Linked DNA regions of Mus musculus: region 2 is linked to region 1. A link is a loop called in an ENCODE intact Hi-C map of the cell type or tissue named here. Cell type or tissue: gastrocnemius. All regions are shown on one strand. Links, peaks and the distances in the headings refer to the core of each region. The heading gives the core; the rest is flanking DNA.

Region 1 (10,229 bases), core at 2,619-7,618:
CTCAGAGGTTCTTTTATTGTTGAGAATAGTTTTTGCTATCCTAGGTTATTTGTTATTCCAGATGAATTTCAAATTGCCTTTTCTAACTCTGAAGAAAGGAGTTGGAATTTTGATGGGGATTTCATTGAATCTGTAGATTGCTTTTGTCAAGATGCCCATTTGACTATATTAATCCTGCCAATCCATGAGCATGGGAGATCTTTCCATCTTCTGAGATCCTCTTCGATTTCTTTCTTCAGAGACTTGAAGTTCTTATCATAAAGATCTTTCACTTTTTTAGTTAGAGTCATACCAAGGTACTTTACATTATTTGTGACTATTGTGAATGGTGTTGCTTCCTTAATTTATATCTCAGCCTGTTTATCCTTTGTGTAGAGAAGGGCCCCTTATTTGTTTGAGTTAATTTTATATCCAGCTACTTCACTGAAGATGTTTATCAGGTTTATGTGTTCTCTGGTGGAATTTTTAGGGTCATTTATATATACTATCATATCATCTGCAAATAGTGATATTCTGGCTTCTTCCTTTCCAGTTTATATCCCCTTGACCTCCTTTTGTTGTCGAATTGCTCTGGCTAGGATTTCAAGTACCATATTGAATAGGTAGGGAGAAAGTGGGCAGCCTTGTCTCTTTGCTGATTTTAGTGGGATTGCTTCAAATTTCTCTCAATTTAGTTTGATGTTGGCTACTGGTTTGATATAGATTGATTTTATTATGTTTAGGTATGGGACTTGAATTCCTGATCTTTCCATGACTTATATCATGATGGGGTGTTGGATTTTGTCAAATGCTTTCCCAGTATCTAACGAGATGATCATGTGGTTTTTATCTTTGAGTTTGTTTATATAGTGAATTACATTGATGGATTTCCTTATATTAAACCATCCCTGCATCCCTGGAATGAAGCCTACTTGGATATGATGGATGATAGTTTTGATGTGTTTTTGGATTCTGTTTGCAAGGATTTTATTAAAATTGGTCTGAAGTTCTCTTTATTTTTTGGATCTTTGTGTGGTTTAGGTATCAGATTAATTGTGGCTTCGTAGAATGAATTGGGTAGAGTACCTTCCGATTCTATTTTGTGGAATAGTTTGAGGAGAATTGGAATTAGATCTTTGAAGGTCTGATAGAACTCTGCATTAAACTCATCTTGTGCTGGGCTTTTTTTTTTTTTTTTTTTAAGTTCGGAGAGTATTAATGACTACTTCTATTTCTTTAGGGGCCATGGGACTGTTTAGATCATTAATCTGACCCTGATTTAATTTTGGTACCTGGTATCTGTCTTGGAATTTGTCTATTTCATCCACGTTTTCCAGTTCTGTTGAGTATAGCCCTTTGTAGTAGGATCTGATGATGCTTTGGATTTCCTAGAGTTTTGTTGTTATGTTTCCCTTTTCATTTCTGATTTTGTTCATTAGGATACTGTCCCTGTGCCCTCTAGTTATTCTGGCCTAGGGTTTATCTATCTTGTTGATTTTCTCAAAGAACCAGCTCATGGTTTGGTTGATTTGTGTATAGTTCCTTTTGTTTCCACTTGGTTTATTTCAGCCCCAAGTTTGATTATTTCCTGCCTCCTACACCTCCTAGGTGAATTTGCTTCCTTTTGTTGTAGAGCTTCTAGGTATGCTGTCAGGCTGGTAGTGTATGGTCCCTCTTGTTTCTTTTTGGAGGCACTCAGGGCTATGAGTTTTCCCCTTAGGACTGCTTCCATTGTGTCCCATAAGTTTGGGTTTGTTGTGGCTTCATTTTCATTAAACTCAAAATAGTCTTTAATTTCTTTTTTTATTTCTTCCCTGACCAAGGTATCATTGAGCAGAGTGTTGTTCAGCTTCCACGTGAATATTGGCTTTCTGTTATTTATGTTGTTATTGAAGATCAGCCTTAGTCCATGGTGATCTGATAGGATGAATGGGATAATTTCAATATTTTTGTATCTGTTGATGCCAATTTTGTGATCAATTATATGGTCAATTTTGGAGGAAGTACCATGAGGTGCTGAGAAGAATGTATATTCTTTTGTTTTAGGATAAAATGTTTTGTAGATATCTGTTAAGTCCATTTGTTTCATAACTTCTCTTAGTTTCCATGTGTCATTGTTTAGTTTCTGTTTCCAGTATCGATTCCTTGATGAAAGTGGTGTGTTGAAGTCTCCCACTATTATTGTGTGAGTTTCAATATGTGCTTTGAGCTTTACTAAGGTTTCCTTTATGAATGTGGCTGCCCTTGTTTTTGGAGTATAGATATTCAGAATTGAGAGTTCATCTTCCGAGATATTACCTTTGATGTGTATGAAGTGTCCCTCCTTGTCTTTTTTGATAACTTTGGGTTGGAAGTCAATTTTATTCTATATTTGAATGGCTACTCTATCTTGTTTTTTTCGGATCATTTGCTTGGAAAATTGTTTTCCAGCCTTTTACTCTGAGGTAGTGTCTGTCTTTCCCTGATGTGGGTTCCCTGTAAGCAGAAAAATGTTGGATCCTGTTTGTGTAGCCAGTCTGTTAGTCTATGTCTTTTTATTGGGGAATTGAGTTCATTGACATTAAGAGATATTAAAGAAAATTAATTGTTGTTTCCTGTTATTTTTTGTTGTTAGAAGATGGATTCTGTTCTTGCAACTGTCTTCTTTTAGGTTTGTTGAAGGATTACTTTCTTGCTTTTTCTAGGGTGTAATTTCCATCCTTGTATTGGTGTTTTCCCTTTATTATCCTTTGAAGGGCTGGATTCTTGGAATGCTATTGTGTCAATTTGGTTTTGTCATTGAATACTTTGGTTTCTCTATCTATGGTAAATGAGAGTTTTGCTGGGCATAGTAGCCTGGGCTTGCATTTTTGTTCTCTTAGGTTTTTTATAACATCTGTCCAGAATCTCCTGGCTTTCATAGTCTCTCGTGAGAAGTCTTGTCTAAATCTCATAGCCTGCCTTTATATGTTACTTGACCTTTTTCCCTTACTGCTTTTAATATTTTATCTTTATTTAGTGCATTTGTTGTTCTGATTATTATGCATTGGGAGGAATTTCTTTTCTTGGTCCAGTCTATTTGAAGTTCTGTAGGCTTCTTGTATGTTCATGGGCATCTCTTTAGGTTAGGGAAGTTTTCTTCTATAATTTTGTTGAAGATATTTGCTGGCCCTTTAAGTTGAAAATCTTCCTTCTCATCTACTCCTTTTATCCATAGGTTTAGTCTTCTCATTCTGTCCTGGATTTCCTGGATGTTTTGAGTTAGGATCTTTTTGGATTTTGTATTTTCTTTGATTGTTGTGTCCATGTTCTCTATGGAATCTTCTGCACCTGAGATTCTCTCTTCCATCTCTTGTATTCTGTTGCTGATGCTTGCATCTATGGTTCCAGATTTCTTTCCTAGCGTTTTAAACTCCAGAGTTGTCTCCTATTGAGTTTTCTTTATTGTTTCTACTTCCCTTTTTAGATCTTGGATGGTTTTGTTCAATTCCAACACCTGATTGGTTGTGTTTTCCTTTAATTCTTTAAGGGATTTTTGTGTTTCTTCCTAAAGGCTTCTACTTATTTAGCAGTGTTTTCCTGTAATCTTTAAGTGATTTTTGTGCTTCCTCCTTCAGGCCTTTTACCTGTTTAGCCATGTTTTTCCTGTATTTCTTTAAGGGAGTTATTAATTTCCCTCTTAAAATCCTCTATCAGCTTCATGAGATACAATTTTAAATCTGAATCTTGCTTTTTGGGTGTGTTAGGGTATCCAGGACTTGCTGTGGTGGGAGTGCTGGGTTCTGATGATGGTGAGTGGTCTTGGTTTCTGTTAGTAAGGTTCTTACTTTTGCCATTCACCATCTGAGAATCTCTGGTGTCAGTTGTTATAGCTATCTCTGGATGCGGCTTGTTCCTCCTGTGATTCTGTTAGCCTCTGTCAGCACTCCTTGGGAGTCAACTCTCTCCTGTGCATCTTCCCTGCAAGAGAAGAGCTTGCCTGCAGAGAGTAATCTGACCACTGAGACTCAGGAGAGATTCTCTGGGCTTGAAAGTTTGTGATTCATTATTGTGTACAGAACTTTATTTAACTGATAACTGCCATGTTCAGAAAGCTATCATGAAGGAATGAGTTATGAATGTCACCTCTGACCTTGTGATAAATGGTCACACATTCAACATTGAATTATAAAATATTCACACATAGATGAAGAAGTTTTGGATAATGGTGGTAGTAGGTAGAATTAATGATTTCACGGGGAGGTAAGAAGGCAAAATGAGTAAACAGGTGTGGGAACATGGACTGCTTTCCTATGGGCTTGTGGAAGCCTTAAATATGACATCTGCTTGCCCTATTCCTGCCCCTTTCACATCTTGTCACAGATAGAATATTGTAAAATGAAATTTAAAAATTTAAAGAAGGCTGTCTCTCTGCCCTACATCCTCTTGCAGATAGTTATGTTGGATTGTGATGCTGTCCTTGGAAGCTTAGAAGCTGAGTGGTTTTTGACAAGTCTCAATCTGATTAAAAACTACGGGTGGATAGGTTGGAGAGATGGCTCAGAATTTAAAGGCTAGGCTCAAAACCAAAAATTTAAAAACTATTCCTAGCTGTTTGTCTAAATTTTGTTCAGTGAGACACTTTAAGTTAATAACATTCAGAATAATTCCTGATAATATGAGGTGGTTTTCAGTCAACCTTCTTCTCTTTTCTTATTAACAGAATGGCATCCAGTCATGAGAAGCCCTGTTCTGAACATGGAAGAAGTATGCTTTTCTATGCTTTTTGGCATTATTACTGCTGCTATTAATTAATTAATTAATTAATAATTTTGTTTGTTTTTCTTTAAATTCTACCATCTCCTAAGCGTAGGAAATAGTGATCAGTGAATATAATTGGTCTCCACTAGAGATCTCGGATGTAAATTGGCCCTAGAATGGTCCAGTGTAATTACTATGTCCTTAATGAGTTATATAGGATCTGTACCCCTCTGGGATGTTGGGCACTTAAGGTCCAGGGATGGCAGCAGAAGGCAGTAAGTAGGGATGGTGCAGATAGGTGATGTGTATACAGCAGCAGCAGCTATTTTTTTTGTCTGCAAATAAAATAAAAGTGATCAGGAGCATGAACCAGAAACTATGACTCAGATTCATCAGTGTTGGATACATTCAGGAAAATAATCCAGTGTCTTGCAATCAATTGGAATTTCTGTTTTATGAAAGATAGGTTTTCAGGTATGATTCATCTCTTTTTTTTCTTCATCATTCTGTGATAGTATTTATTTCATAGCCATCATATAACCCCTTTCATATTGTCTCTAGATGGTCCATCCTTTCTTCACTGCTTCAAACTTTGTCTCTGTAACTCCTTCAATGGGTGTTTTGTTCCCAATTCTAAGAAGGGGCAAAGTGTCCACATTTTGGTCTTCGTTCTTCTTGAGTTTCATGCGTTTAGCAAATTGTATCTTATATCTTGGGTATCCTAAGTTTCTGGGCTAATATCCACTTATCAGTGAGTACATATTGTATGAGTTCCTTTGTGATTGGGTTACGTCACTCAGGATGATGCCCTCCAGGTCCATCCATTTACCTAGGAATTTCATAAATTCATTCTTTTTAATAGCTGAGTAGTACTCCATTGTGTAAATGTACCACATTTTTTGTATCCATTCCTCTGTTGAGGGGCATCTGGGTTCTTTCCAGCTTCTGGCTATTATAAATAAGGCTGCTATGAACATAGTGGAGCATGCGTCCTTCTTACCGGTTGAGACATCTTCTGGATATATGCCCAGGAGAGGTATTGTGGGATCCTCCAGTAGTACCATGTCCAATTTTCTGAAGAACTGCCAGACTGATTTCCAGAGTGGTTGTACAAGCTTGCAATCCCACCAGAAATGGAGGAGTGTTTCTCTTTCTCCACATCCTCGCCAGCATCTGCTGTCACCTGAGTTTTTGATCTTAGCCATTCTGACTGGGTGTGAGGTGGAATCTCAAGGTTTTTTTGATTTGCATTTCCCTGATGGTTAAGGATGTTGAACATTTTTTCAGGTGCTTCTCTGTCATTCGGTATTCTTCAGATGAGAATTCTTTGTTCAGCTTTGAGCCCATTTTTTAATGGAGTTATTTGATTTTCTGAAGTCCACCTTATTGAGTTCTTTATATATGTTGGATATTAGTCCCCTATCTGATTTAGGATAGGTAAAGATCCTCTCCCAATCTGTTGGTGGTCTTTTTGTCTTAATGACGGTGTCTTTTGCCTTGCAGAAGCTTTGCAACTTTATGAGGTCCCATTTATCTATTATCGATCTTACAGCACAAGCCATTGCTGTTCTATTCAGGAATTTTCCCCCTGTACCCATATCTTCGAGGCTTTTCCCTACTTTCTCCTCTATAAGTTTCAGTGTCTCTGGTTTTATGTGGAGTTCCTTAATCCACTTAGATTAACCTTAGTACAAGGAGATAGGAAAGGATCAATTTGCATTCTTCTACATGATAACCACCAGTTGTGCCAGCACCATTTTTTGAAAATGCTGTCTTTTTTCCACTGGGTGGTTTTAGCTCCCTTGTCAAAGATCAAGTGACCATAGGTGTGTGGGTTCATCTCTGGGTCTTCAGTTCTGTTGCATTGGTCTACTTGTCTGTCGATATACCAGTACCATCAGTTTTTATCACAATAGCTCTTTAGTAAAGCTTTAGATCAGGCATGGTGATTCCACCAGAGGTTCTTAAATCCTTGAGAAGTGTTTTTGCTATCCTAGGTTTTTTGTTATTACAGATGAATCTGCCGATTGCCCTTTCTAATTCGTTGAAGAATTGAGTTGGAATTTTGATGGGGATTACATTGAATCTGTAGATTGCTTTTGGCAAGATAGCCATTTTTACTATATTGATCCTGCCAATCCATGAGCATGGGAGATCTTTCCATCTTCTGAGATCTTCTTTCATTTTTTTCTTCAGAGACTTGAAGTTTTTATCATACAGATCTTTCACTTCCTTAGTTAGAGTCACGCCAAGATATTTTATATTATTTTTGACTATTGAGAAGGGTGTTGTTTCCCTAATTTCTTTCTCAGCCTGTTTATCCTTTGTGTACAGAAAGGCCATTGACTTGTTTGAGTTAATTTTATATCCAGCTACTTCATTGGAGCTGTTTATCAGGTTTAGGAGTTCTCTGGTGGAATTTTTAGGGTCACTTATATATACTATCATATCATCTGCAAAATGTTATATTTTGATTTCTTCCTTTCAAATTTGTATCCCCTTTTGTTGTCTAATTGCTCTGGCTAGGACTTCAAGTACAAAGTTGAATAGATAGGGAGAGAGTGGACAGCCTTGTCTAGGCCCTGATTTTAGTGGGATTGCTTCCAGCTTCTCAGCATTTACTTTGATGTTTTCCACTGGTTTGCTGTAGATTGCTTTTATCTTGGTTAGGTGTGGGCCTTGAATTCCTGATCTTTCTGAGAATTTTATCATAAATGTGTGTTGGATTAGGTCAAATGCTTTCTTCGCATCTAATGAGGCCTGATAGAACTCTGAACTAAACCCATCTGGTCCTGGGCTTTTTTTGGCTCGGAGACTATTAATAACTGCTTCTATTTCTTTAGGGGATATGGGACTGTTTAGATGGTCAACTTGATTCTGATTTAACTTTGGTACCTGGTATCTGTCTAGAAATTTGTCCATTTCATCCAGATTTTCCAGTTTTGTTGAGTATAGCCTTTTGTAGAAGGATCTGATGGTGTTTTGGATTTCTTCAGGATCTGTTGTTATGTCTCCCTTTTCATTTCTGATTTTGTTAAATAGGATTTTGTCCCTGTGCCCTCTAGTGAGTCTGGCTAAGGGTTTATCTATCTTGTTGATTTTCTCAAAGAACCAGCTCCTCGTTGTTTGATTCTTTGAATAGTTCTTGTTTCCACTTGGTTGATTTTACCCCTATGTTTGATTATTTCCTGCCGTCTACTCCTCTTGGGTGAATTTGCTTCCTTTGTTCTAGAGCTTTTAGGTGTGTTGTCAAACTGCTAATGTGTGCTCTCTCTAGTTTCTTTTTTGGAGGCACTCAGGGCTATGAGTTTTCCTCTTAGGAATGCTTTCATTGTGTCCCATAAGTTTGAGTATGTTGTGGCTTCATTTTCATTAAACTCCAAAAAGTCCTTAATTTCTTTCTTTATTCCTTCCTTGACCAAGGTATCATTGAGAAGAGTGTTGTTCAGTTTCCATGTGAATGTTGGCTTACTATTTTTTATTTTGTTGTTGAAGATCAGCCTTAGTTCATGGTGATCTAATAAGATTCATGGGACAATTTCAATATTTTTGTATATGATGAGGCTTGTTTTGTGACCAATTATGTGGTCAATTTTGGAGAAGGTACCATGAGGTGCTGAGAAGAAGGTATATCCTTTTGTTTTAGGATAAAATGTTTTATAGATATCTGTCAGATCCATTTGTTTAATAACTTCTGTAAGTTTCTCTGTGTCCCTGTTTAGTTTCTATTTCCATGATCTGTCCATTGGTGAAAATGGTGTGTTGAAGTCTTCCACTATTACTGTGTGAGGTCAATGTGTGCTTTGAGCTTTACTAAAGTTTCTTTAATGAATGTTACTGCCCTTGTGTTTGGAGCATATATATTCAGAATTGATAGTTCCTCTTGGAGTATTTTACCTTTGATGAGTATGAAGTGCCCCTCCTTGACTTTTTTAATAACTTTGGGTTGGAAGTCGATTTTATTAGATATTAGAATGGCTACTCCAGCTTGTTTCTTCATACCATTTGCTTGGAAAATTGTTTTCCAGCCTTTCATTCTGAGGTAGTGTCTGTCTTTTTCTCTCAGATGAGTTTCCTCTAAGCAGCAAAATGTTGGGTCCTGTCTGTGTAGCCAGTCTGTTAGTCTATGTCTTTTTATTGGGGAATTGAGTCCATATATACTAAGAGATAGTAAGGAAAAGTAATTGTTGCTTTCTATTATTTTTGTTGTTAGAGTTGGCATTCTGTTCTTGTGGCTGTCTCCTTTTAAGTTTTTTGAGGGATTACCTTCTCACTTTTTCTAGGACATGGTTTCCGTCCTTGTATTGTTTTTTTTTGTTTGTTTGTTTGTTTTGTTTTGTTTTTTTTTCTCTTATTTTCCTTTGAAGGGCTGTAATGTGTGAATTTGGTTTTGTCGTGGAATACTTTGGTTTCTCCATCTATGGTAATTGAGAGTTTGGCTGGGTATAGTAGCCTGGGTTGGCATTTGTGTTCTCTTAGTGTCTGTATAACATCTGTCCAGGCTCTTCTGGCTTTCATAGTCTCTGGTGATAAATCTGGTGTAATTCTGATAGGCTTTCCTTTATATGTTACTTGACCTTTTTCCCTTACTGCTTTTAATATTCTATCTTTATTTAGTGCATTTGTTGTCCTGATTATTATGTATCGGGAGGAATTTCTTTTCTGGTCCAGTCTATTTGTAGTTCTGTAGGCTTCTTGTATGTTCATGGGCATTTCTTTCTTTAGGTTTGGGAAGTTTTCTTCTAAAATTTTGTTGAAGATATTTGCTGCTTCTTTGAGTTGAAAATCTTCATTCTCATCTACTCCTATTATTCATAGGTTTGGTCTTCTCATTGTGTCCTGGATATCCTGGATGTTTTGAGTTAGGATCTTTTTGCATTTTCCATTTTCTTTGATTGTTATGCCGATGTTCTCTATGGAATCTTCTGCACTCGAGGTTCTCTCTTCCATCCCTTTTATTCTGTTGCTGACACTCGCATCTATGGTTTCAGATTTCTTTCCTAGGTTTTCTATCTCCAGCGTTGCCTCACTTTGGGTTTTCTTTATAGTGTCTACTTCCCCTTTTAGGTCTTGAATGGTTTTATCCAACCATCACCTGTTTGGTTGTGTTTTCCTGCAATTCTTTAAGGGATTTTTGTGCTTCCTCTTTAATGTCTTCTAACTGCTTAGCAGTGTTCTCCTGTATTTTTTTAAGTGAGTTATTAAAGTCCTTCTTGGTGTCCTCTACCATCATCCTGAGATATGCTTTTAAATCCAGGTCTAGCTTTTTGGGTGTTGGGGTGCCCTGGACTGGGCGAAGTGGGAGTGCTGGGTTCTGATGATGGTGAGTGGTCTTGCCTTCTGTTAGTATTATTCTTATGTTTATCTTTTGCCATCGGGTAAACTCTGGAGTTAGTTGTTATAGTTGTCTCTGTTTAGAGATTGTTCCTCTGGTGATTTTGTTACCCTCTATCAGAAGACCTGGGAGACTCGCTCTCTCCTCCAAGTTTCAGTGGTAAGAGCACTCTCTGTAGGCAAGCTCTTCTCTTACA
Region 2 (10,229 bases), core at 2,251-7,250, 50 kb after region 1:
GTGTATAGCTTGGTCTTCATACAGGTCTGTCCCCAAAACTGCTGCCTTGTCTGGCCTGAGTGGGAGAGGAAGCATCTAGTACTGCATTGACATATGCTTTTCCATGCCTTTTGGCATTATTACTGCTGCTATTAATTAATTAGTTAAGTTATTATTTTGTTTGTTTTTCTTTAAATTCTACCATCTCCTAAGTGTAGAAAACAGTGATTAGTGAATATAATTGGTCTCCACTAGAGATCCCTGAGGTAAATTGGTCCTAGAATTGTCCAGGGTAATTACTATGTCCTCAATGATCTGTACCCCTCTGGGATGTTGGGCACTTAAGTTCCAAGGATAGCAGTAGAAGGCTGTAAGTAGGGATGGTGCAGATAAGTGATGTCTATATAGCAGCAGCTATTCTTCTGTCTGCAAATAAAATAAAGTTGATCAGGAGCATGAACCAGAAACTATGACTCAGATTCATCAGTGCTGGGTACATTTAGGAAAATAATCTGGTGTCCTGCAACCAATTGGAATTTCTCTTTTATGCAAACAGGTTTTTCAGGTATGATACATCTCTTTTTTTTCTTAGTCATGCTGTGATAGTATTTATTTCATCTCCATCATATAACCCCTTTCATATTATCTTCATTACTATTACTCATTGTGGGTTTTTTCCAATATCATAATATTTTAACACAAGAATTTACCAAGAGATGGAGTTCAATTCTTTAGTGCTTAAGGTTTGTTTACTATACTTTCACCTCTGGGGTCTGAAAAACTCTGAAATACTGTTTTATTTAAAATGACTATTAATTTTATCTGTACAAGTTTACAAATATCAAAGTCACTGCTATTGTATGTGATTGTTCCTATTACAGTTCATCAAGAATGGTACTAACATTATCTGGGTGTTAATGTAAATCTACAATGGAAGCTACTCAATCAAACTCAGTTCTTTTACAGAATCCAAACGAATATGCAGGTCTGCCAAACGTTAGAAACATACCCTTTAGGTTTGTTATGTGGTGTTTAATTTGAGAGTACAGTCTTAGTATATAGAGAATATAAGAAGTCCATTGACTCATTAGTGATAATTGTGGATGGTAACTTCTCAGATTCCCATCTTGGCACACATGCATACATAATACAAAAGTACTGTTCAATTACATGAGAGACAGAAAATGGTTATGGTGGCACATTTTTGTCATGGCAGTACTTGTAATGCAGAGGCAGTGAGTGATCCAGGTTTAAGGCCAGATTCATAAAAAAATAAAAAGCCACTTTTTAAATGGTGCATGTTTTTTTGTCCTACATGGTTTATCCTCTGTAATGCTAAACCACAAAGTCTAAGTGTGCAATATCTGAATTTAACTGTATTGAAAAACTGTCAGTCTGTGAAGGTGAAAACAGTCATATTAGGTTGGAGCATTTTTGAGAAAGTTGTCTAGATGTCTTGCTGTTTCTTCTGTTGTGTAAGCTTTAAGACCTGTGATAGATTCCATAGCCAGTGATGTCCAGAATCACAGGATGGTGTGTGTGTGTATGCATGAACTCAGGTGTTTACACTCCTACATGCCTTCCCATGCATGTGATTAGGATATAGACTGCCCAGTATTAGAGACTGATCAGGCAAACATTTGAAGAACTATCTATAATGTTGGAGGCACTGAGAAGAGTGGATATTACACACTTGTATCTCAGGCAGAAGATGGAACATTTTTCATGTAACAAATGTTCATCTACCAATTTCATGCATCATGACAGGTATTGGCCTTAGTTGGAAAATCTGAATGGTTGTAAGCAACCAATCAAAATGAAGAGTTATGTGACTTTTACTACTTATTGTTTACAACTAATGTGAATACAGATTAAACAGTGACCACATATTTAACTGCATGGGATAAGAATATAACGCTAGGGAACAGAGGTGAAGGTATCATTTAGTATGGGAGAAAAAGAGTAAATTTAGCTGACTATGTCATAAGCAATATCTCTGACCTATGAGTGAGGATGAAACAGATGAAGGGGACAGGGAAGTAATGGGCAAGAGGAGGAGCAATTCTAAAATGAAGGAGTGGAAGAGTCCTAACCCCAGCATTAATAAAGAGAGAGATCCAAGTATCACTGTGAGAATATGGGGTGTGCCTCTGGCACCTGAGAGATAATGAAACAGCATTTATGTCCTTGGAAGAGCTTTGAACTTATCCTCAGAGCAGTAGTGGTAATCTGAAAAATAAATCTGAAAAAAATGTGATGGAACTTCTCTGTTAGAATGCCACAGTGTAAATGAAACACGATGAAGGAGAAGAGAATGATCAGGAGACATGAGAACACAATCGTTACTGAGTTAGCCTCTGTATTATAGTAAAGACAAGACGTGATCCTCATATATTGATATAAGCTTACAGAGAATAATTAATGAAATAGGAGAAGAATTTAGGGGAGACACTGTATAATGTATGACAGCAGTTCAGGGAAAGAAAAAAACATAAACGGATTTAAGGAGAAAGAGAAATACTCATCCATTGTTGGTGGGATTGCAAGCTGGTACAACCATTCTGGAAATCAGTCTAGTACTTCCTCAGTAAACTGGAAGTAGGATTACCTGAGGACACAGCTATACCACTCCTGAGCATATACACAAACGTTGCCCCAAATTATAACAAAGAAACCTCCTCTACTATGTTCATAGTAGCCTTATTTATAATAGCCAGATGCTGGAAAGACTCCAGATGTCCTTCAACAGTGGAATGGATACAGAAAATTTGGTACATTTACACAATGGAGTACTGATCTGGTATTAAAAAACAATGACTTTATGAAAATCTTAGGCAAATGGATGGAACTAGAAAATATCATCCTGAGTGAGGTAATACAATCACAAAAGAACACCCAAGATATGCACCCACTGGTAAGTGGATATTATTCCAAAATCTTGGACTACCCAAGATACAATTCACAGACCACATGAAGTTCAAGAAGAAAGACCAAAATATGGATGCTTCTGCCCTTCTTAGAAGGGGGAACAAAATACTCACGGGAGGAATTACAGAGAAAAATTGTGGAATAAACGTCATCCACCTGGGTATCCATCCTATATACAGCCCCCAAATGCAGACACTATTTTGGATGTCAAGAAGTACATGGTGACAGGAGCCTGATATAGCTGTCTCCTGAGAGGCTCTGCTAGAGCCTGCAAATACATAGGCAGATGACTACAGATACTCATTGGACTGAGCATGGGGTTCCCAGTGGAAGAGGTAAAGAAAGGATTGAACGAGCTGAAGGGGTTTGAAACCCCATAGGAAGAACAACAATATCAACCAACCAGAGCCCCCAGAGCTCCCAGGGACTAAACAACCAACCAAAGAGTACACATGGTGGGACTCATGGTTCCAATTGCAAATGTAGCAGAGGATGGCCTTGTCAGGCATCAATGGGAGGAGAGGCTCTTGGTCTTTTGAAGGCTTTATGCCCCAGTGTAGGGGAATGTGAGGGCAGGCAGTCTGAAGTGGGTGTGTTGGTGAGCAGAGGGAGGGGTGATTTGATATGGGTTTCTGGGAGGGGGGAAACCAGGAAAGGGGATAACATTGAAATATAAATAAAGAAAATATCTTATATAAAAAAAGAAAACACGGAGGGACCCATGGCTCCAACTGCATATGAAGCAGAGGATGGCCTTGTTGGACATCAATGGGAGAAGAGGCTCTTGGCCTTGAAAAGGTTTGAGGCCCTAGTGTAGAGGAATTCCAGGACAGGGAAGTGGGAGTGGGTGGGTTGGTAAGTAGGGGGTGGGGTGGGGATGTGATAGGGGGTTTTCAGAGGGGAAGCCAGGAATATCTAATAAAAATGACTAGAACAACAATGAAAAAAAATCACTGATTTCTGATGAAAAACTTACTTTGTTTTACTGGCCTATGCGAAACCAAAAAAGGTAGAAGAAGGAATGCTTTGAGAGACAATAAAATGAAAAAAAAAAAAACGAGTTTCACTTGGGTCTTTTGAGGATCTGGTGCCTGTCATAAAGTAATGGAATGGGGTTAATTAGTTTACAGTGGAGTAAAAATATCTATGTTAGAGTCATTCCAGTCCAAGTATGAAAGAATAATCTACTACATAGGAGTTTGCAAGTTTTTCTTGACATTCATATAATATTATGATGATACTAATACAAATTCTTTAAGTTCAACAATATGCAAAATAACATAGAGCAAATTGCAAATGAACAGACAAAAGTCAACCAGGATGATCAGGTAGCAGGAGAGAGAAGCATTAATCCATTTTGTATCTCAGTAGAAACAGTGTACAAATATCTAGGAAAAAGGAGGCGATTGAAACCTAGTAGAGAGATGTTAAGAAAGAACATTAATGATTGTAGTCATTTCAGACATTTGGAGTTTTGAGGTTATAACTACTATGATGACTATAAGATTCATTTTTATACAATATATTTTCTAAATATACTTTTTTATTTTGAATTTTCAGTGACACAGATAATTTTCTTATTAGAATACTGGAGAATAAGAATGATAATAAATAATCAGACTGCCATCCCTCAGTTCATCCTCCTGGGCCTGCCCATCCTCCCAGAGCAGCAGCAAATGTTCTATGCCCTGTTCCTGGCCATGTACCTCACCACTGTCCTGGGGAACCTCATCATCATCATCCTCATTCGACTGGACTCCCATCTCCACACACCCATGTACTTGTTTCTCAGCAACTTGTCCTTCTCTGATCTCTGCTTTTCCTCTGTCACAATGCCCAAATTGCTGCAGAACATTCAGAGCCAGGACCCATCCATCTCCTATGCCGGGTGCCTGACACAAATGTACTTTTTCATGGTTTTTGCAAACACAGAGAATGTTCTTCTTGTGGTCATGGCCTATGACCGCTATGTGGCCATCTGCTTCCCTCTTCATTACACCAGCATCATGAGCCCTAAGCTCTGTGTGTCTCTGGTGGTGCTCACCTGGGTATTTACCGTTCTGTATTCCATGTTACACACCCTACTCTTGGCAAGATTGTCATTCTGTGAGGACAATGTAATCACCCACTTTTTCTGTGACATATCTGCCCTGCTCAAGTTGGCCTGCTCTGACACTTATATTAATGAACTAATGATATTTATCTTGGGAACACTTGATACTGTGGTGCCATTCTTACTCATTGTTGTTTCCTATGTACAAATTGTCTGCTCCATTCTAAAGTTTTCAACTAAACAGGGCATAGCCAAGGTCTTTTCCACCTGTGGCTCCCACCTGTCTGTGGTCTCACTGTTCTATGGGACAATTATTGGTGTCTACTTATGCCCATCAGCTAATAACTCTACTGTAAAGGAGATTGTCATGGCTCTGATGTACACAGTGGTGACTCCCATGCTGAATCCATTCATCTACAGTCTGAGAAACAGAGATATAAAAGAGGCCCTGATCAGAGTCCTATGTAAGAAGCAAATCCCCTTATAATGTCTATATTGGAATTTTTAAATTTAAATTTATCTAATAATTATATGGATATTAATATTACAAATGTATCCCTGCAATAAGATACACTGAGTAATATTCCCATTTACAAAAGAGAATTTTACAAAGTAGTGTATTAAGGGAAAGAGACCTGAGTGACTTATTGATGTCACCCCAGTGCTGGTTCTAGAAAAGCATTAGGTAACCGGCATTGTTTTATCAGAGCTCCATTAATTAAATTCTGTTTATTAATTTTAAAAGGATTCTTTTCACATATAATACCACCAAGCCATGTAATACAACCCCTTATCCACTCCTTTTAGGTCCCCCTTCTCAGATGTACTACTCCTTCATTTCTAATTCAGAAAAAATTCTTCTAGAGGTGACAGCCAAACTTGACAAAGAGGATACAATAATGCAAGGCAAAAGCCCCCATATTAAGCTGGACAAGACTACTGAAATATAACAAAATTAGTCTTAATAGCAGACAAAAGTGTAAAAGTTAAACTCATTGTTTATTGTCCCTCAAAAATATCAAGCTAAAAGATTTAACCTTTACTGAGAGGACCTGATGCAGACTCATGTAGTCCAAACTCCTCCTGGCATTTCATTCTTGTAATCCTATGAGAGCTTTGCTTAGTTGATAGGATGGCCCATGTTCTCTGAGCTCCTCCATCTCTGACTCCTATAACCTTTCTTCCCCCTTTTCTGTGGCATTCTCTTTTCTTTGAGGGGAGGGATATGATAGAGATCTCTAAATTACACACACACACACACACACACACACACACACACACACACATCACTCTGCATAATCTCTGGCTGTGTATCCCTGAAACCACTTTAATATACTGCCAGATAAATCCTTTCTGATGATGACTGGACAAGGCACTGATCTATTAGTATAACAGAATATCACTGAACATCATTTAATGGATTTTTATGTTTTATTTTTTTTCCAGTCGTGTTTGGTTTTAACCTAGGAGTCTGAGCTGGTCCCTGGTTCCTGGTTATTTGGGCAGTGGAGGGTACATAGTTCCCCTTGTGAACTGAGCTTCAAGTTTAACCAGTCATTGGTTGGTCCCTCCCACAAGTTCTGCACTACCATTCCTCCAGCACTTGTCTGGCAGGCAGGACACATTGTAGGTGGAAATGTTTTTTTGCTTGGTTGTTGTCACAGTTTCTTTTTCTGAAGACTGTAGAGTAACTTTTTGCACTAAAGAGACTAAAATGTAGGAGACTCCCATCCCTTGCTAACCTGATCTTTCTATGTTCAGTGAGATATATAGTTTGTTTGGTAATGTGGTCCAACTTTCAATTTTCAGAGAGCTAATCTCTGTCCTAGTATCAGCCTGGGTTGTTTAGGGATGTATGTAGGACCAACACACTCAATAACACAACTAAATGTAACCCACTACTGAGAAACTTTCCTTTCCAAAAAAGATGTCCTGTTCAGACGCTGTACCCTCCATTACTAGGAGTCCTCCCTTGGGTCATCCTCATAGATTCCTGAAAGTTTCCAGTGCACCAGCTTCTCACCAATCCACAAATATCTCAAACCCAATTCAAACTGTCTTCTCTCCCCCTCCCTCTCCCCCTCCCCCTCCCCCTCCCTCTCCCCCTCCCCCTCCCCCTCCCCTCCCCCTCCCCTTCCCCTCCCCCTCCCCTCCCCCTCCCCTCCCCTCCCCCTCCATTTCTCCCCTGCAACCACATCCCTCCTACTACATCTATCTCTAGACCACTCTCAGAGTACATTTTATTTCCTCTTCTCATGGAGATCCATGCTTCCTCAGTATAACTCTCCTCTTTACATAACCTCTCAGAATCGGCAGGCTGTAGTTTGATTATCATGTACTTAAGAGGTTATGTACACTTATAAATAAATGCATACCTTATTTGTCTTTCTGGATCTGGATTACCTCACTGGGAATGATTTTTTTCCTGCTTTTGAGTGATGTTTATTTAATAGCTAGTAATTTCACTTATTTCAAGGTCTCCAATTGAGAAACATGGCACTGTACTTCCTGTTCTCTACCCACCTGTTGCTGGACTTCTGTTGTAACAATTTGGCCAACTCTGACTGGAACTCTGCTGCAATAAATCGTGCCAGTCACTAATGCTGACAAGAGCCTGACAAGTGCCAAGTTACAGATGATTATGCATTTTGAATTCTAATGAACTGTTTTAACCTTCAGGAAGAATTGTAAAGACATGTCTATAGCACAACATGATCCGGATTTTATATATATATATATATATATATATATATATATATTGTTCATGTACACCCACAAATACACCTTGTAGCAAATAATGCTTTTTTTTTTCCATTTTTTATTAGGTATTTAGCTCATTTACATTTCCAATGCTATACCAAAAGTCCCCCTTACCCACCCACCCCCACTCCCCTACCCACCCACTCCCCCCCTTTGGCCCTGGCGTTCCCCTGTACCGGGGCACACAAAGTCTGCGTGTCCAATGGGCCTCTCTTTCCAGTGATGGCCGACTAGGCCATCTTTTGATACATATGCAGCTAGAGTCAAGAGCTCAGGGGTACTGGTTAGTTCATAATGTTGTTCCACCTATAGGGTTGAAGATCCCTTTAGCTCCTTGGGTACTTTCTCTAGCTCCTCCATTGGGAGCCCTGTGATCCATCCATTAGCTGACTGTGAGCATCCACTTCTGTGTTTGCTAGGCCCCGGCATAGTCTCAGAAGAGATAGCATATGTAGATGGAGCCATGAGTTCCATCATGTGTATTCTTTGGCTGGTGGTTTAGTCCCTGGGAGCTCTGGGGGTACTGGTTAGTTCATATTGTTGTTCCTCCTATGGGGCTGCAAACCCTTTTGCTTCTTGAGTACTTTCTCTAGCTCCTTCATTGTGGACCCTGTGCTCTGTCCAATGGTTGGCTGTGAGCATCACTTCTGTATTTTGTCAGAAACTGGCAGAACCTCTCAGGAGACAGCTATATCAGGCTCCTGTCAGCAAACACTTGTTGGCATCCTCAGTAGTGTGTGGGTTTGGTGATTGTATATGGGATGGATCCCCAGGTGGGGCAGTCTCTGGATGGTCATTCCTTCACTCTTTTTTCCTCACCTTGCCCGTAAATTTCACGATGTCATTTTTAACAGCTGAGAAATATTCCATTGTGTAAATGTTCACTTCTTTATCCATTCTTTGATTCAATGATGTCTATTTTACCAATTTTAAAATCAGTGTGATTGCTTCAAATGTTTTTCATTTAGCATGATGTTAGATATAGGTTTTTTAATTCATGAATTAATTAATTTATTTCCTCATTCAGTGGTCATTGAGTATAGAGTTGTTCAATTTCCATGAGTGTTTTGGATTTTTGCTGTTTCTGTTTTTGTTAAATTCCAGCTTAAATCCATTATGGTCTGATAAGATACAAGATGTTATTTCAATTTTTCTTGTATCTGTTGAGGCTTACTTTGTGACCAACTATAGATCTAGTTTGGAGAATGATCTATGAGGTGCTGAGAAGAAAGCATATTCTTTTGTGTTTGGGTGAAATGTGTAGATATCTGTTAGATTCATTTGAGCGATAATGCCATTTAGCTTCATTATTTCTTTATTTAATTTTTGGCTGGATGACCTGTTGATTAGAGAGGTTAGATCTTGAAGTCTTCTACTAATAAGGAGTGGGGTCATTGAGTCATTTAAGTTCAGCATTTTTTATTTTTATTTTTACAATTGTGAGTACCCTTGTGTTTGGGGCATAGATGTTCACAATTTGGAAAACATCTGGTAGATTTTTCTTTGATGAGGGTGAAATATTCTTCTGTCTCTTTTGATTAATTTTGTTTGAAAGTATATTTTATTAGGTATTAGATTGGTTAATCCAGCTTGCTTCTTGTGTCTGTTTGCTTGAAAACATCTTTTCCAGCCCTCTGCTCTCAGGTAATTCATAACTTAAGTACTGTGGTGTGTCTCTTATATGTAGCAGTATTATGAGTCCTGTATTAGAATCCTTTTGTTAGTCTGTGTGTTTTTATGGGGGAATTTTACCCATGATGTTGAGAGACATTAATGACCAGTGATTGTTAATTCCTTTTGTTTGATGTAGTGTTTTTATGCTTCCCTTGTTTTGTTTTTGCTGTTATAGAATTAATTATTTCCTGTTTCCTTGGGTGTAGTTATCCTTCTTGGGTTGAAATTTCCCTTCTAACATTTTCTGTAGAGCTGGATTTCTGTATAGGTATTGTTTAAATCTGGATTTGTCTTGAAATATCTTGTTTTCTTGATCTGTGGAGGTTGTGAGGATACATATAGTTCTTCATGATCCTAAATTAGAGAATACGTCTGGCAATAAACTATTTTTACAAAAGACCATGTAGGCTTTTATGGCCTTTGTTGTTATGTCATCTAGATCTTTTCCCATGGGCCTAAAGGCCATGTAGAAAGCCTGTTCATTGTTCTCCACAGCCTCATGACCATCTCTATTCCTCATTTCTGAGAACTACATCTGTTTCAATTATTATGGTCTTATCAGCTATGAGTAGTAGGGGTGTGGGGGTAGAATGTTCTCCAGAAAAAAAGATTGAAAGTAGAATAGTAAACAGGGCAGATCAGCTTCAGGGCAACAGCAGCCATCAGCATTCATGGTGGTCATGGAGATCAATGGCTTGACGATGCTTTAAGGGTAGGAACTGTGTCCCACCTTCTCTTATACAGACACAGCTTTCATTGTGTCCCATAAGTTTGGGTATGATGTGGCAACATTTCCATTAAGTTCCAGGAAGTCTTTAATCTTTTTCTTTATTCC

The links. Hi-C counts contacts between places; a loop is a spot of excess contacts. Peaks named below come from ENCODE experiments on the same cell type or tissue, not always from the same donor. Only the 100,000 strongest peaks of a DNase experiment are listed, where the experiment ranks them.
Region 2: a loop joins it to region 1, with 4 times the contacts of the local background. A loop is called at or near these places in 12 of 42 quality-filtered maps.

The regions. Positions count from the first base shown.
Region 1 is chr11:73,547,827-73,558,055 of GRCm38, forward strand. No RefSeq gene overlaps it. Among named protein-coding and RNA genes, the nearest start is that of Olfr382, 36 kb to the left of the region's middle. In gastrocnemius, for the core only: no CTCF peak of the experiment used is centred there; no DNase peak of the experiment used is centred there.
Region 2 is chr11:73,598,074-73,608,302 of GRCm38, forward strand. Olfr384 (olfactory receptor 384) reads left to right here and starts at 4,509. Exons shown (of 1, transcript NM_207224.1): 1 at 4,509-5,447. The coding sequence starts at 4,509. The coding sequence ends at 5,447. In gastrocnemius, for the core only: no CTCF peak of the experiment used is centred there; no DNase peak of the experiment used is centred there.